2 separate regions of the Homo sapiens genome follow, and region 1 is linked to region 2. A link is a loop called in an ENCODE intact Hi-C map of the cell type or tissue named here. Cell type or tissue: sigmoid colon. All regions are shown on one strand. Links, peaks and the distances in the headings refer to the core of each region. The heading gives the core; the rest is flanking DNA. Region 1 has its middle 26 kb from the start of NFIA. Region 2 overlaps NFIA (nuclear factor I A).

Region 1 (9,300 bases), core at 3,468-5,967, 340 kb before region 2:
TTAGAATACTCCCTATTCCGGGGTTGACAGCAGGTCAAGGGCTCAGAGGCAAGCTTGCATTACACATAGGACAAGTACAACTTATCAGGGTGCAAAAAAGGGCAAGAAACTTTGTAAAAGTTGGAATCAGTATTCAAAGAGATAGTTTCAGGTGGTGCTACATAATGGCATGGTAACCACAAGAAGACCAGAAATGCTTGGAGTGCATTTCTGTTCTCGAAGAGGGGTTGAGGGTAGAGGCTTGGTGCACTGTGGTTTGAAGGTTTACAGAAAGCAGCCTTATCCTCATGAAGCTGGGAAGCTATGCTTTCTCCACAAAATACTTTTAATGATTTTCGCCCCAGAGATACCGGGATCCGAGACCTTCACAGGCTCTCCTGGCCTGAGGAATCACAAAACTTGCAAACTCTGCAGTTTTTCCCTTGAGTTCACTTTAAAAACACAGGCACCTTGAGCACAAAACAATTAAGGTGGTGGTTTCCCCGAGACAACAAACCAGGCACAAACACACACCTTAGTCTGCACTGGCACTAACATTCCCACTCTAGGGCCACTCACTGCCAGTTAAAGAACAAGAGCTATCCACTTCAAGTGTGGGGACAAGCTTCATTCAGGGTGCAAACACATGCCCACAAAACACAAAAGGGGAACGGTTACTCCAAAAGAAGTCTGAAGACTTCCAGTAAGCAGTAAAGAACAGCCCGGAAGGTCTGCAACCTGTCAGCTCCAGGGGCCGTCACCACTCCATCCTGTAGCCCCACAGCATTGAGTGCTGTGTTTCGAAAATTGGAAAGTGCTGGGTTTTAATTGGGGCTGGGTCCTGCCTTCTCCCCTCTTCCTCCAGATCGGGCCCTCTCTGTAAGCGGATTTGCTTTCCCGTGTATCGCCAGCAGGTCGTTTTTAGGCAATCTTGCTTCTGCAAAACGTTTTAAACATGGTAATATATTGCAGTCTTATTAAGTCCCCCTCCAGAAGTGGGTGAAAGGGGCTCTGTTTTCCTGAAAGATTCAGGAACTCCACTGTCTGAGCAAGACTAGCCCAAGGAAGGCTTGGATTGACTCCGCTATCCACTTAAGTGAAGACAGTATTTTTGTTGCTGTTGTTGTTTTTGGTTTATGTTTGTTTTTTGTTTTTGTTTGGTTGGTTTTGGTTTTGGTTTTGAATGCCTAGGAGATTTTAAATTCACATAATCCTCCCTCCAGGAGGAAAAAAAAAAAAAACAAGAAAACATTGAACTTGCTACCTTCATTATAAGCCACCCTAGAAGAAGCTGAGAGGACAGGCTGCTGAACTGGTGGACCACGAATTAATGTGGAGAACGAGGCCGTCCGGGCTAGGTTCCCGGGGCTCAAAGACGCAAAGGGAAGGCGACAAAGGTTTCTCACAGGTCGCCGTTAGGGAGAGGGGGCAGCGCAGGAAACCCGTTTATTTAAAGTTCAGTTGTGTTGGGCATCTGATCCAGGACAACTCGCCCAGGAGCCCGGCGGGTTTCAGCTGCCACCACGAAAGTAAGGATCGGTTCTGCCGCGTCGCCCCCTCCTTCCCCTTGGGATGTGCCAGGCGGGCGACAGATAAGGGGGCGCGGCGCGGGGTCAGCCACCGAGCCAGAGGGCGGCGCCCGGTTGCAGCGCTCCACAGCCGCCTCCTGCAGCCTCGCGGTCGTGACCTTGCCGAGCAGCTCCTGCGCCTCAGGCTCGGTCCCTGCACCCGCCCTCACTCCAGTCCCTCTCAGGGCCTGCAGTGGAAGATCCCCGTGGTCCGGGTGGGTGGCGATGGAGAGCAGAATTGAATTTATTTGCTCTCAAATTCCCCTAAAAGCTCTGAAACTGGGAAAGTCCGCGGGCTGCCAGGGACAGTAATCACTGTGTCCCCACCCGGACGCAGGAGGTCTCGGGAGGAGCTCCGAGGCCAAGCGCCCGCGACTTCTGGGTGCCAGGTTGCTGCAGACGAGAAATGAAGCCCGCCAGATTTGGGCTCCCGAAATTTTTTGAAGTATGAGTACCTTAGATTTCCCTTCTGATACAGCGCCTCTTTCGAAGGGGTGTGTGCGAGTGTGATAGTGAAGATGGGGTGGGGAGTTCTTGCCTGCTAAAAAGTCTCACCCTGGCCCCACAAGCGAGCAAGGGGGAGACAGGCAGGTGGAGGAGAAGGTAGCACACCCTCTTCTATTTTTATTCATTATTTTGAAAATTGTGTAAGATTGATCAAGTGGAGTCCTACGCTCACGCCCAGCGCTTGGAATGAATGAATGTTTCTCTCGGCGCTCTCAGCAAGATGCTTTCTACTAATGGAGAACTTTACCCCGGGTCTTGCAACCCACTAAACTTGGCGTCCCATGCCACACTGGGCGTCCCAGGCCTGCCTGCCCTCGACGGGGCGGTCTCTCTGCCGGCCCCTGGTAAAACAGTTACTGCACCTGGGGCTTCGCAGAGTGCAAGGAGGAAAGAAGTGGGGCATTACTTTCCAACAAGCAATGACCTCAGCCTGCCAGCGCCTACCTTGTTCTGGAAACACCTAATCTCTGCTTCCTCTATAAAGTTTAACTGCAGCTTGCCTCCAATCCCAAATTGCAAACACTAGCAGAATTGCTCCCTTAAGCATTTCCTTCCTTTGACCCTTCCTAAAGCCTTGTTCAAGTCAGCACTCTGGGGGTCCTTAAGAGAAAGAGAAATTCAGGATGGCCTTCTTTCAGTTTAAACTAATAATGACACAAAGGGAGCATACCTGAGTCCTGGGATTGTTTATACTTCTTCATAATTCAGTGACAGACTAGGCCTGAGGTAACAAGTTGTGTAGGAAAGAAAGCATTGCAACAGGAACATGGCTTGGAAAACTTCTCTCCAAAGGAAACCTTGGCTTCCTGCCACCTGGATAGTCACACATTAATAAGTATGCACTTAACATATACAGCCAACATTACATATTAGCATTGATCTGGTCAAGTGGAGAATTCTCCATAGTTGCTTAACTATTCCATGTATGGGAACAGATTTGGTAGGGAATGTTCTGGCCTATTCTTAATAATAATAAAGACTGCTGAGCTCCTTGCTTCACACTGACATCATAAAAGCCAGATAAAATAAACTGCTTAGAGGCCTCAGTGGAAATCCAGGAGCAGTTCAAAGATCCCCCTATTATATCTGACCTTGCTTTCCCTGTGTTTACATTGGAGTAATAATAACCTCTAAGATTCATTGAGCTGTTTGCTACATGTGCCATGCTCTGCTCTAAGCACTTTAATATGATAACTCATTTAATTCTGACAACAGCCCTATGAATTAGTTGCTGTTTTAATCTCCATTTAATAAATGTAGGAAACTGAGGCACAAATAAACTAAGTAATTTGCCTACTACTACTTAGCCTGTGCATGTTAAAACTAGCTAGTTGTTTGGCTGCAGCACCTGTGCTCTTGACCACTGACTACACAGACAAGAGGGGTTTTGAACAGTGATCTCTGCATGTGATCCTGCTTGGAGCTGTTTTCTGAAAAAAGTAGACAGGAAGTAATTAATCCCATTAATTTGGTACATCTAGACAGCCAACCTGGCATAGAAGAACTCTTACCCACTGAAAAGTTACTTTCCATAAGCTATCCAAGTGATTCAATGCATTTTATATACAGATCATAAATAAACAAGAACATTGAAAATTGTTCCATTCCCCATATCCTTTTGGTTGGTCCTTGAAAATGGTCTTTTTCCCCTCCCCCAGAAAATATATGATTAAATTGTCATTCTCAAAGAGCACTCATACACTGTATGTATTGCAGAGCTAGGACAATAACAGCTGTTAATACAGACAATCTTGATTGTTAAGGACGCATGCATACTGGACTCATCACTTTCATCACCTTCAGTTTAAACAGATGCCACCTGAGGAATATGACCTCTTTTTCTCTCCACATTAACCCCCTCCCCCATCATTATTCCCTCTTAAATAGAATCATGGATTGTCTGTGCAAAAAAAGACTTTAGAAACCACATCATTTACCCTCTGCAATTCTACAGATGAGGAAAGGGTGGGGTGGGGGTTGGGGGCACAGAAAAAGAAAGACTTGCCAGAGCTTACAAGGAACCCAGGACTCCGTATTTCCAGTTCACTCAGTTCAGTCTACTTCCCCCAAACCAGATTGCTCCTTAGAGTTGATAAAAAGTATTTAGACTAACAGCACACTTTAAAAAAAGTTTTAACAACCCTTTTTTGGCCCAAGATACATAAAGAAGGGGCTGTCTTACTCCTTTCTTCCTTTCAGATGTGTTCCTGGAATGTCTTCACCAGATGTTTACTCGAGAACTTGCAATCTCAGTCTTCAACATGTGAGCGCATTTTAAGAGCAGTATTTTAGATCGGAACCCAATTAATGATTTTTTTTCTTTTTTAAAAAAGGGAATTTTAGTTTGCTTGCAAATGATCCGAGTCTGTAGAGTCTTTACAGACTCTGCGTTAACCTCAGTCAATTCCACTCTAGGACGTGCTAGTCTCACAGTCTAGTTTTGTTCAGACTTTATTTTGCGCCAAGCTGCATTACAGACCACTTGTCCAGGCTGCAAAAGGTTGGGGTAGGGGGTTGGGGTGACGGGCGCTTCCCCCCCGCTTCATATACGTGAAGCAATCTGGAATCATTCCACTTGGCTCTGACGCGCGCGCGCGCACACACACACGCGCGCGCACACACACACTCTCACACACACGTGTACCGTGCATGTGTGGGCGCCTATGGATCTGTGTATGCGCGCGTTTGTGATTTAAAGTGACAGGACCAAGAACTGGCTGAAGCAGAGAATTGTTTTGCGTGATAAATCAACTTGATTGTCTCCACACTGTACTTCCATTATTCACCCGAGTGCTCGGTGGTTACGGCGGACGTGCACTGCGGCAAAAATGTCCTCGGAGCCGCTAATTTTGTGGCCACTGCGGCGGCTGCGGCGGCTGCGGCAGCGGAGGCGCGGGGGCGCGAGCACGGGTTGATTTTTCAAGATCTATCTCCTTTAGTGCAACTCGCCAAATGGAATCGAGTTGACAGCAGAAGCCTCACAGGATGCGTGTGGATTGGGTTTTGTGCCTGTGATTTTTTAAAAAAATATATTTTTTATTTGTGGAGAGGAGCCGAGCTGTTGGCGCAAGAAGGGAAATATACCTTTTCTGTTTTATTTCCCCTTTATTCCCTTAAAAAAAAAATGAAAATGGCCACCACCGTTTCCTGAGCTTTCAGGAGGCCAGACCTTTGCAGATGGGGAGGTGACACTTTTTTTTTTTTTTTTTTAGACGGAGTTTCGCTCTTGTCGCCCAGGCTGGACTGCAATGGCGCGATCTCGGCTCACTGCAACCTCGCCTCCCGGGTACAAGCGATTCTCCTGCCTCAGCCTCCCGAGTAGCTGAGATCACAGGCGCCGGCCACCACGTCTGGCTAACTTTAGTAGAGACGGGGTTTCACCATGTGGGTCAGGCTGGTCGCGAACTCCTGACCTCAGGTGATCCACTCGCCTCGGCCTCCCAAAGTGTTGGGATTACAGGCGTGAGCCACAGCGCCTGGCCGGAAGTGACACTTTTAATCTGTTTCTTACCTCTGTCCCTCCCTCCCTCACCCACCTCCACCTCGTCAGCTCTGCAACAGTCCAGGGAGAGAAATTGTCATAGGCACTTGTGCCGGTCATTTGTTTTCACTCGCTTTTTTCTTCTGACAGTAGTTACCAATTTTTTTCTTTTAAAACTGATACTTTTTGTCTAGTTATCAAATTTTTAATAAATATATGTCCAGAATATGTTTGATTTGTCTTCTTAAACACCAACCCATGCAGTGGCTGAACAGCAGCAGGAGGCAATCTCTTTACCAGATCTGGTAGAGATCACCTGGGGCAGACACAACTCAATAGTTACAGACAGTTGTTTTTTTTTTAATTTTTGGAGGAAGGTGGCTAATTTACAAATTAATTTCTAGAAATGTGTGTTGATGCCTGTGAGTTTATTTAAAAACACATACAGAATTTTACTTTCATATATTTATTATTGAATTGCTATTTTCTGTAGCTGAGCATATGGATCACACCAGACATAATTTACATTTAAAAAGTGGGATTCCAAAGACTTGAGGGTCAGCTGTGCCACCCAACTTTGTTTGCAGGACAAAACCTGAATGTTTTTTGAGGGGGTGGGAAAACTTTTCCATTCATAAAGATGGCATTGACATATTTATCCTAGGTTTTTACCTCTCTTGAAGCTGACTACAGAGCCATAGTGGTATTTGTCAAATTGGGAAGATAATTGCAGTGTGAATGTGTGAGTAATGACACAGTATTGCATAATAATAACTTAAGCAGCATATCTTTGTTTACAGTGATGTAACTTTCCCAAAGTTTATATGTAGCCTTAAAGGGTTTAGTGCAGAGCGGATTGCAAATGAGTAACTGCCAAGAAGAAAGAAAGAGGGTGATCCATCCCTCCCAGTTAGTTCTGCAGTCCTCATTGTTATATGAAATCCCAACCTGCAGATACCAGGGGCAAGAGGACCCCATTTTTCTTGAACAGAAGGGAGAGATTGGAAAGAGGCCAAACTGATGACCTTAATGTATTTGATAAAGTTGGCCCGCATTGTCCATGATATGAAAAAATACTCCTTTTTAGGAGAAATTAAAAAGCTAGATGTAGCAACACAGTGAAAATCCATCTCAGTTAAATGTGAATATATACCCAGTGGAGTAAGCTATTACAACATAGTTGAAATATAGCTTTTTTTTTTTTTTTGACTGAGTCTCATTCTGTCGCCCAGGCTGGAGGGCAGTGGTGCAGTCTCAGCTCACTGCAACCTCTGCCTCCTGGGTTCAAGCAATCCTCCTACCTCAGCCTCCCAAGTAATTGGGATTACAAGCATGTGCCATCATGCCCAGCTAATTTTTGTATTTTTAGTAGAGACAGGGTTTTACCATGTTGGCCAGGCTGGTCTCGAACTCCTGACCTCAAGTGATCTGCCCACCTCAGCCTCCCAAAGTGCCTGGATTACAGGCGTAAGCCACTGTGCCTGGCCAAAAGACAGCTTTTTTTAAAAATGTGCTTCTAAAATAGTGAAAATGAGCCCAAATGAACTCACCACCAACAACCTCATTTTCTCCAACATTTAAAACATACTTAATCGGTCCTGTGTTTGGGGTACTGTTTCACAACTCATAATTTGTAAAACTGTACAACTTTCATGTTACCATAACTTGATGAGTTTTTTTTTGTTTTTTTTTTGAGAGAGGTCTCGCTCTGTCACCCAGGCTGGAGTGCAATGGCACAATCTTGGCTTACTGCAACTTCCACCTCCTGGGTTCAAGTGATTCCTGGTTTCAACTTGATAAAGTAGGCCTGCATTGTCCATGATGTGAAAAAATACTCCTTTTTAGGAGAAATTATAGCCATGCCTCAGCCTCATGAGGAGCTGGAATTACAGGCGCCCATCACCACATAGCTAATATTTGTAGTTTTAGAAGAGACAGGGTTTCACCATGTTGGCCAGGCTGGTCTTGAACTCCTGACCTCAGGTGATCCACCCACCTCGGCCTCCCAAAGTGCTGAGATTATAGGTGTGAGCCACCACCCCAGCCGGATATTTTAATTCAGCCATTACAGAAGAGACAAATGGAAGTAGGTCAACATCTAGGTCCACAGAAAGGCGGCCTACCTACCAACTCAAAGGAAACCCATACTGTCTCCCAGGCACCAAAACTTCCACTGTCTTTTTTCTTAAAGACTCACATTCCAGGGCCTCAGAGTTTGATGTGATTCTGACTTATAGCTACAAAAGTGATACCAAAATGTTTAAATTAAAATATGAACATATGAAAACTAACAAATAAGCCTTTGTTGGTCATTAAGCAAGGCCCTAAACTCATGAAATACTCCCCTAAATTCTATCAGAATTAAAACTCTTTGTGATATCCTCAGTAGAACCATGATTCACCATTACAGAGACTATAGTCAGACCACAGAGTTAATTTTTATAAACTTTCTTGGTATAGATTTTTTTTAAGCAAAAAAGAAATCACAAAAATAGCTTTCTTATAGAAAATGTTTAGTAAAATTCCTAATATGCTGCTGCTGTAGACCGTTTTGCTAAACTGGGCACTTCGTTTAATGACAATAATAAATATCTGAATAGTATAAACATTAACTATGGTATTTTCTTAGTTAATTGGTTATGTTCTTATTTTTAAAGCAACATAAAACATCATAGGAAAATCTTCAGATTTTACCATACTGGGATTGCTCTATCAATGAAGTGCTTTTTAATTTTCAACTTATGATTTATGTGTTAAGCTTTCATATTATCAATTGTAAAAAAAAAAAACAAAACTGAGGGTTTTTTACTGGGTGCACATCAAAGTTAACATAATTATATTATCTATAGACCATGAAAGTCATACTATTGTACCTAACATACACACGGAGACAATTTACAATAGTAAGTAACATTATGCAATGTTACATTTTTAAAAAATGGAAGCAAAGGCTTTGAAGAAATTGAAACAACTGGGGTGATCAGGTAACAATGTAAAAGCAATACAGACACAAAACTATGAGATTGAGTCATTATTCACATTTAGATTTACATTTACATTTACAAAAGAAAAAAAGAGAGGATACATTTTATTTTATTTTATTTTATTTTATTTTTTGAGATGGAGTCTCGCTTTGTTGCCAGGCTGGAGTGCAGTGGCATCATCTCCGCTCACTGCAACCTCCGCCTCCCAGTTTCAAGCAATTCTCCCACCTCAGCCTCCTGAGGAGCTGGGATTACAGGCGCCTGCTACCACGCCCGGCTGATTTTTGTATTTTTAGTAGAGATGGGGTTTCACCAATTTGGCCAGGATGGTCTCGATCTCTTGATCTCATGATCTGCCTGCTTCGACCTCCCAAAGTGCTGGGATTACAAGCGTGAGCCACCGTGCCCGGTGAGGATACATTTTATAAGCCTTTCAATACCTCTCCAATTAAGAACATTTAGCTTGGGAAATAACAGGTGTCTGTGTCAATGCTATTATCTACTAAGAAAAACTCTCTCCTACCTATGCTTAAAAAACAAACAAAAAAAATCGGGCCGGGCACAGTGGCTCAAGTCTGTAATCCCAGCATTTTGGGAGGCCAAGGTAGGCAGATCACAAGGCCAGGAGTTCAGGACCAGCCCAACCAACATGGTGAAACCCTGTCTCTACTAAAAATACAAAAATTAGCTGGGTGTGGTGACGTGCCCCTGTAATCCCAGCTACTAGGGAGGTGCGCACCTGTAATCCCAGTTACTTGGGAAGCCAAGGCAGGAGAATCGC
Region 2 (9,300 bases), core at 3,823-6,322:
GTTTAGCTTAACCTAAGTTGATTCCATGTATAGACTCATTATTTATTTTCCTTTTTTCAGCATAGAATAAAAAATTCAAGATTGAACTTGTATCTCCTCTTTATGTGGAATGGTTTCTTCTGCCTCGCCCTCTCCCTCTCTCTCTCTCTCTCTCTCTCTCTCTCTCTCTCTCTCTCTCTCTCCCTCTTTCTCTCCCTCTCTCCCCGTCTCTCCCCCTCCCCAACCCCACCCGCACCCAGGTCTGCTATTCTCTGTGTGAGCTTTGTGCTTAGGCTAAATATCCTCAGACTGTGGCCCAGATAGCCACAGTGAGCAGCTCCAGCCTTAATTTCCACCAATTTAATAATCCCAAGAGAAAAAAGAGCAGCTTTTCAACAACAGATTTAGGGAAGGGCCTACTCCTGCATGCTTATGATTCTGATTATCTGGGTTTGGGTCATTTGCTCACTTTTAAAATAACCCTTATGTTTAAAAGACAATGGAGTGCCTCATTGGTGTGACCCGGCTTCCCTGTCCACCCATGGAGTCAGCGGGTTAAGTCCATCCTAACCACATAGGCTGAGGCTGAGGGACAGAGAGTTCCCCAAAGAAACATTAGAGCTCTGTTTCCAGAAGAAGGGGTGAAGAACTGCTGGGCAGGCAAAAATAATAGCTACCCCCAGGAGATAACAGCAAAGCTGGCCTGAGCACTGGCCAATGGGCTCAGCTTACTCACTAGCTGTGGCTTGTTCCTGCAGTTAGTGTTTGCAGAGCACAAGAAAAACCCAGGCCTATTTGTTCATGCCACAGACCCCCAGGGTCACTTGAAAACAGTTCGGCTCTTGATTCTCAATTAGCTGGTGTTACCTCATTGCATTGTATAATCCAGATTACTTTTCATGTATCTCTATTTATTCTAAAAACAATCCTAAGAATATTAAATAACCCAGAGTCTAGCATGCTGTTTGGCACACAGTAGATTCTCAACACATTTGTTGAATGAGTGATCCTACTATGAATGAGGCACCTGTGTACATTAATGCTAATCCTCAGAAAAGCCTTTCAAATTGCGCTATTCTTTCTTACCCCCCTCTGCCCCACCCAAGACAGAGTCTTGCTCTGTTGCCCAGGCTGGAGTGCAGTGGCACGATCTTGGCTCACTGCAACCTCTGCCTTCCATGTTCAAGCAATTCTCCTACCTCAGCCTCCTGAGTGTCTGGGACTACAGGTACACGCCACCATGCCTGGCTAATTTTTTGTATTTTTAGTAGAGATGGGGTTTCACCATGTTGACCAGGCTGGTCTCAAACTCCTGACCTTGTGATCTGCCTGCCTTAGCCTCCCAAAGTGCTGGGATTACAGGCGTGAGCCACCATGCCTGACCAATTGCTGCTACTATTTAAAGATAAGAAATTTAAAGATAAGAAACTGTAGGTTTGGAAATGTTAAATAATTTTGCCCAGATTAACACAGGGAGTGAATGATTTTACAACCAGAAGAGTCAAGCTCATTTTGTAGTAGAGGACACTAAGGAATATAGGAGGCTGGCGTCTTGCTAGTCAATACCCAAGCTGACATGAAAACTTGGTACCCTGACTTTAATCACTAGACTGATTATTCTGTTGCTTATTCCATTCCTTGTGTGAAATTTACCCACAGTAGGATTACTCCTCAAATCCTATGGGGTGAATTCAGGAAGATACTTCAAGTTCAGGAGGATGCCTTGAAAGTAGTCTTTGGCTGGGAGCGGTGGCTCACACCTGTAATCCCAACATGTTGGGAGACCAAGGCAGGCGGATCATTTGAGTTCAGGAGTTTGCAACCAGCCTGGGTGACAATGAAACCCCATCTCTACTAAAAATATAAAAATTAGCCGAGCGTGGTGGCACATGCTTGCAGTCTCAGCCACTTGGGAGGCTGAGGTGGGAGGATCGCTTGAGCCTGGGAAGCAGAGGTTGCAGTGAACCTAGATTGCATCACTGCCCTCCAGCCTGGGCGACAGAGCAAAACCCTGTCTCAGAGAGAGAGAGAGAGAGAAAAGTAGCCTATGCTTTAGTAATCATGTTGCACAGAAATAGAGGCTTCCATTTCAGTATAAATCTGACAATTTGGTGGAGAGAAATGCTGCAAAATAACCCATGGCTTTATGTTTGTTATGAGATTTGCTTTTCTGTCTGCTTATTTTCTGTGTGTGTGTGTGTTTTTTTTTTTTTTTAATGCAGGAAAAGACTTGCAACAGCCTAGATCCAGCACTTGGTCGTTACGCAAGAAGCATCTGCATGGATCTTGTTTTTTGAAGTCCTCTTTCACAGGACTGCAGTTTGTAATTCCATTTCACTTCCAACAGGTCATTGGATGATTCCCTCCCTTTTTCTGTTAATCTCTGGAATCATCCAATCTATGGTGGTTAGTTTTCTTCTCAAGTAATTGTTTTGATTTGTTTTTCATTCTTCATTTAGTCTCACAGTAGTATCGCTTACATGTTACGTAAAAGTTCAAGTTCCCTTCATGTAACTGGATTCTTGTCAACTTTGCCTATTAAACCATCACTCTAAATATTTCCAATAATCACAGCTGTTGCGTGGCGTTTGAACACATTTCACATCAGCCATCATGGAAGCTTAGGCAATTAGTGTGAGAATATGGTCAATTTTGATTCAAAGAGGCCCTGTCAGGACAAAGGCTGGGGCTGTATTTCACAGAGCTTAAAGTAGCACACTCAGGTTTTTTTAAACTCTAAATATTACAGTCTCCCCAAAGCCAAAGTATCTTAAAGACTGAGTCTAGATATACTGTACAACTTAATATCCCATAAACATTTTTAAAATCATTTGTTTTAAAAGCCTTCCTTATTTCAATTTTTAGATTTTAATTTTATTTTTATGGATCAGTTGTACTATTTGTAAATGTAATCCCAGAGACTGAATTCTATACATCCACTAGAGCTTAAACTAGATGAGCTTCAGAGAGTATTTAGTCCAAGCTGCTTACTGTGAGAAGAGAGACCTAGGGAGAGAGAAGCCACCCACATTTATAATATGCCAGGTAGTGGCAGAAACTAAGTTAAAACCCAAGTCTCTTTATCTAGTCTGAAAATATTCCTAAAAAATGCCCTAGATCTTCTGAAAAGCATTTGTTTTTGTTACTGTTTTTTTGTTTGTTGGTTGGTTTTTTAGATATAGGGTCTTGCTCTGTCACCCAGGCTAGAGTGCAGTGGTGTGATCATGGCTCACTGCAGCCTCAAACTCCTGGGATTAAGCAATCCTCCCACCTCAGCCTCCAAGTAGCTGGAATTACAGGCACCTGCCACCACACCTGGCTACATTTTTAAAATTTTTTGTAGAGATGAAATCTCACTGTGTTGCCCAGGGTGGTCTCAAACTCCTGGGCTCGAGTGATTCTCCTGCCTCAGCCTTCTGAGTAGCTGGGGTTACAGGTGTGAGCCATCACACCCAGCCGAAAAGTATTTCTAGTAGTCAATATGTATTAGATTTCTGATAAGCAAACTCCCAATAACTAACACGATGGGACTTTCAAGGGAAATGATAGAGATTTCCACTGTTTCCATGTTTTGGGAGGCCGTGGGGAGGCCATGCTCAGATTGTGGTGTGGTCAGAAACGTGCCTGGGGGCCAGGCACAGTGGCTCATGCCTGTAATCCTAGCACTTGGGGAGGCCGAGGCAGGTAGATTGCCTGAGCTCAGGAGTTCAAGACCACGCTGGGCAACGTGGTGAAACCCCATCTCTACTAAAAAAATTCAAAAATTAGCCAAGTGTGATGGTAGGCACCTGTAGTCCCAGCTACTCGGGAGGCTAAGGCAGGAGAATTGCTTGAACCCAGAAGGTGGAGGTTGCAGTGAGCCGAGATTGCGCCACTGCACTCCATCCTAGGTGACAGAGTGAGACTCTGTCTCCAAAAAAAAAAATAATAATAATAATGCCCGGTTGGCAGGGGCCTACGTGGTGAAGAGGGAGGTCAGTATGGACACTCAAGGATTGTAGGTCTAAGTGAAAAATAGCATCTAAAGGGAGATGGCCCCATAGTTCTAAGCTTCTGGGTTAAATCTCACAGTCTGAAATTTAAGTAAAGGCAGGAATTCACAGTATGTTTGGTCAGCAAAGACTATTTGTCTAGGTCTTTAAAGAACTTTTATCTTTACTTAGATATCTATGGTATCTATGATTATTAGGTCAAGATTGTTGCTACTGCTGTTGTTGCTTTTACTTTTCATTTTGTTGTTTGTGGAATTATTTTCAAGGCCCTCATGTCATATCCATGCTGATAGTATATACTATTTTATCAATATTTATGTACTTTTTTGTCCAAGAGACAGGCGAGCAACAAGTACCTCTTGTTCCATCACTCCTTTCTTTCATGTATTCTACAATCAGAACAGGTCCTAGCACACAGGAGCAAATTTCAATGTATTCATTGCCTATCCCATTCTTGTCTATGATAGTACTATCATACTACAAAAGAAGCTATTGATCACTTAATTGTGTGATCAGAAACTGTGCCGTGTGCCTTATATACATTGTCTCATTTAGTCTTCACAACAGCGCTATGAGGTATTATTAGCCCCATTATACAGATGCCAAAACTGAGTTGTAGAGAAGCTCAGCAACCTGAAGCATAGCTCGTGATAGAGCTTAGAATTTAAACTCATGTCTATCTGACTCCAAAGCCCTGGTCCTTATATTATACTGCACTGCTTTTCTGAGTCGTATGTTTAACTTAGAATTATATACGCACACACACGGATGTGGTCAGCCAGCACAGACCAAGGCATATTAAGTAATGGTGAAGACAGACAATCAAAAGTCTACCGTGGAGAGTTAATGAGATATCAAAGGTGACCAGATTGCTTTGGAAAGCTTCAGAAAGCTGAGGTGGAATTGGTATTGACTGTCAGGGGTCTGACTCACAGAGCACAGCAGGTGCTTGGAGAGTGAACAAGAATTTTGTGGGTCTACACCAGGGACTGGAAAACTATTGGGCCCACAGATCCAATAGCCCTTTGCCTGTATTTGAAAATAAACTTTTATTGGAACACAGCCGCGCTCATTTGTTTATGTAATGTCTGTGACTGCTTCTGCACTGTAGCAGCGGAGTTCAGCAGTTGCAACAGAGACCATATAGCCTGCAAAGTCTAAACTATTTAGTATCTGGTCTTTACAGAAAATGTTTGCCAACTCCTGGTCTAGTCAGGGCCTTGAGCAACAAAGGTCTTGAAGTAGCTAAAATTGATCTAGATAAAAATTTTAAAAGACTTTGGCCTTCTGTTTTCTTGTGTGGGTCTTTCTTTTTCTTTCTGTTTTTCCAAAAGACATTAGAATTTGATCTCTTAGAAAATCCCCTGAATTCAAATGGAATAGACTCTATCAACCATCTTGGAAACTAACCGTGGCATAAAGTTACTTTGTCTGGTAGCAGTAATACAAAAACACTGGTGTTTTGCAAGCTGTCAAGCCATGTCATATATTTCTCTCAATTGACATATCTGGGTCCTTTCACGTGCATCTTCGTGATGTTAAAAGATATGTACCATATGTTTTGAAAAACCTTGGCTCACCTCGAGTCAAAAGCTTTGTTATTTAGAAAAGGCATCACCTCTTAAAGGTTTGAAAAGCATTGCCAATTCTTCTTTCCTGTATCTCTGTTAAAATAAATCCCTTAACTCCAAACTTCTCAGCTTTCATCAATGGCAGGCCTGATTCATGCATGATTTATAAATTAGGGCTATGGACCATTAAGATAGATTTCTCAGCTTTAGGTGGGGTATAATGGTGTTATATAGTGTGGTTTTGAATTTCTGAAGAAGCAAGATACATAGTAGTTGACAACCCAAGCCATTTTTATGTTCTATTTACCCTTATGGAAAGCTTCTTTTGTTTTTTAAGTGGGATTTTTTTCTTCGATTTTCTTTTCCTTTTGAAGCTTTGCCGTATTACAAATTTTTACTTCTAATTATGAGTAGTCAAGAGTTCTTAATGCCACCCTTACGCTATGGAAGTGGTAACTTTCATCTAAAGAACATCTTATTTCTGAAGACAGATAAGAAGGTTTTTCTTATAATGGCGCTAACAGAGAAAAACTGTTTGGAATCTCACCTGTTGCCACTGCCTTTGTATTCATTAACACTAAGACTGTGAAGTTTTGCAGATGCCAGGGCTCAGGAGTGATTATTCGCTCTTGTGAGGGAAGAAGCCTGTATATAACACTGCCTTAAGAGCACACTGTGCCTGAAGGAGGATTATATTTTATTGTTTGTGTTGCTCTCTTGACAGCTTTTCTTTGGAGCCTCCCATAGAAGAGAGACTGGGATTTAAAGGCTGATGCCAGAAAGCAAAAGCTAACGTGAAAAGAATCCAAGTCTCTGTCCAGTGTGTGAGAATCTGCAACGGTTCATGGACAAGGAATAAAACAATTAAGGCAATGTCAGGGTTATAATACAGAAGAACATATTTCAACCCATAAAATTTTGGTTTGAGGGAAAATGTGTGAGAGTTATTAGAGTTCTTGGAGGATGAGCTTGAGAAAAACTACTGGAAATACTAAGAGATTACTTTCTTCTTCTATCTCTTTTTCTTCCCTAAGACTTATAAAAGCAGAAAAATGCAAGATTCCAAGCTTGTCTGGACACAGCTCCCTGATACCATCCTATTTCATATGGCCCACGCTTAGATTTTCTAACTAGTTCTGACTCCTCTTAAGAGCACTCTTATGTGTCTACAAGACCTCCTCCCCATAGTGGACTCTCAGACCAAGAATCACTGGTTGTATTATAGAAGTCTTGCAACATATCCAATAATACAATAATGATCCTGACCTTCTCCTTTCTCAGTCTTAATAAATTCTGCTTTTAACGGAAGAAGCATTTTTGAGTTAAACATGTATATGTATTTTTTCAATTGTTTGAATTTTTAACTTTTTCTCCTTTAAACTAAAACCAAGAGAGGATTTTTAAGAACTGGTGGGCTGCTGGACTGGTGGGGAGGGAATGAACAAGTAAACCAACCTGACTGACCTGCTTTCGTTTTTCAAAGTATCCAGTAATATGATCATTTTGTAATAAATAGCTGAGTATTACACCCTTTGGGAAATTGTGGCTCTCTGTTTCTTTTCGTTGTGGCTACTTTGTTCAGGATGTGTAGGCAGTGCCATTGCAGCCAAAGAAACCTGATCAAATTTCCTTCCTTCCCATCTTATTTATATTCTTTGTGAAAAGCCCAAACAGTTGTTTTAAACAAGTCTGGCCACTCGTTAAAGTTTAAACTAGTAGTGAGATCCATCAGGAGTGAAGTGTTTCTGACACTCTCTGCTGCTCCTGGCCTAGGGTACTAAGAGTATTAGATGCCGGAAGCAGCCAATTTTGTAGTGTCTTTTAATACACAAAATTGTATTAACATCAATGTGGATACAGATGGATGCACTGCAATAAACTGTAACCACTTGAGAAAAGCCTTTATTGACTCTCAAGTAAATAATGCACATTTTAAAGGATCTAAATATGCATTTACATAATGTGCTATAATTTTTTATGGTGTCAACTACTCACACACACACATCCATAAGACATGTTTTTCTTCGTCAAAAATCTGGACTCATACCATTCTTCGTGCATTCCATTAGCATCATGCCAAATTCATAATGGTAGTTTTTTTCTATAAAGCCTGATCTGGCCACCTCAAAATATAGTTGATGAATTTTACTCTTTAATTGATTTAACCCCAGTGGCTCTTTCTAAAATGATTTGAGACAAATAAAAACTTAGGTACAGTAAAAACATCCAAGATGAAGAGAGAAAACAAGAAATAGGAGAGAAGAGAAACAAAGTTAGGCAGGCATTGATGACATCTTAATTCTGAGTTTCAGTGGGTTTCATTGTCTGGTAGAAGAGGAATAGCAGGTTATCTAGAGAAATAGCATCTATTTAATAATAACTAGAGCTTTGTGATGTCAGTAACGTAACTATTTTCTGTTTGAAGAAATGAAGGTTCAGGATCTCGAATGATTTCTCTCCAGTTGCACAGTGAACTGATGACTGAACCAGAAAGTCCAAAGCATGAGAAAGTAAGGGTTGCAAAGGATGACCCTTTAAAATGCAGACTCAGCAATTGCCCAATTTGAAACTACAGGCTAAATGATTTCCTGGTATTAATTAAGAATTAATTGATTCTTATAAATCAGTCATTGTAGAATTAATTCCATATAGTACCATATGTTCTTGTGTTTGTGTTAAACTCTGTTCCACAAGGAAATGGTGAATAAATTGTTTTTAGTAAAATAAAAAACGAAGGTCTAAATTTAAGTTGCTAATGATTGTCTTTTACGTATTTAACAACAACAAAATGAGGGAAAGGATGTTTATAACAGTTAATGAGGAGATGACAGGGTGCTTTTGAGTTATTTCTTCTATCTCATTTCTTTAAAGATCAGCTCTGCTTGATCTTTGCTCAAGTGAATTTCTTTTTTGGGCAGCATTTTCTGTAGGCCACCGTGATTTCATAATCTAACAATTACCCATCACTTTCCATTGAGCACCTGAGGCAGCGGCACTTTATCTTCAAGGTCAGCCTACCAGGGGCTCTTGTCAGCAGAATTGGCACCTTTGTGTTTGGCATTCTGCAAAAGTTGAGTGTTTCGTTTTGTTAGGCTCAGTATATTCTCAGCCTAGTTTGGGAAATATCACATTCTGTCCTTAACTAGTGACTATTCCATCAGACGCAGGGTACCGAGTACAAGTTTTTTGCCACCAGCAAGGAGGACTGTACCATGTTGGATGAAAAAATTCCTTTGATTCTTGAAAGCCAATGGCATAATTTGCAGAGTAAGAGATGACCAGAGCCATTTAACTTTTTAGCTTGTGGGTTTTAACAAGCAACAACAATAGATCCCAAGATTTATCATTCATTGCAGGAAGTCCTAAGTTTTACTCATTTTTCTTTTTTTTTTTTTTTTTTTTTTGAGACGGAGTCTCCCTCTGTCGCCCAGGCTAGAGTGCAGTGGCGCGATCTCGGCTCATTGCAAGATCCGCCTCCCAGGTTCATGCCATTCTCCTGCCTCAGCCTTTGGAGTAGCTGGAACTACAGGCACCCACCACCACACCTGGCTAATTTTTTTGTATTTTTAGTAGAGATGGGGTTTCACCGTGTTACCCAGGGTGGTCTCAATCCCCTAACCTCATGATCCGCCTGCCTCAGCCTCCCAAATTGCTGGGATTACAGGCATGAGCCACCGTACCAGGCCAGTTTTACCGATTTTTCTAAAAGCTCCCTGGCTCTTGACCAGGTGGAGAAACCAAGTTTTGGTTTTAGCAAA

The links. Peaks named below come from ENCODE experiments on the same cell type or tissue, not always from the same donor. Only the 100,000 strongest peaks of a DNase experiment are listed, where the experiment ranks them.
Region 1: it touches region 2 in a loop (3-fold over the local background); 2 of 110 quality-filtered maps call a loop at or near these places.

What each region holds. Positions count from the first base shown.
Region 1 is chr1:61,052,379-61,061,678 of GRCh38, forward strand. No RefSeq gene overlaps it. Among named protein-coding and RNA genes, the nearest start is that of NFIA, 26 kb to the right of the region's middle. RefSeq lists an enhancer at 1,981-2,854. In sigmoid colon, for the core only: no CTCF peak of the experiment used is centred there; DNase peaks (open chromatin) are centred at 4,633 and 5,453; H3K4me3 peaks cover 1,857 bases; H3K27ac peaks cover 1,154 bases.
Region 2 is chr1:61,393,110-61,402,409 of GRCh38, forward strand. All of the region lies in intron 7 of NFIA (nuclear factor I A), which reads left to right. Among named protein-coding and RNA genes, the nearest start is that of NFIA-AS1, 140 kb to the left of the region's middle. In sigmoid colon, for the core only: no CTCF peak of the experiment used is centred there; a DNase peak (open chromatin) is centred at 5,063.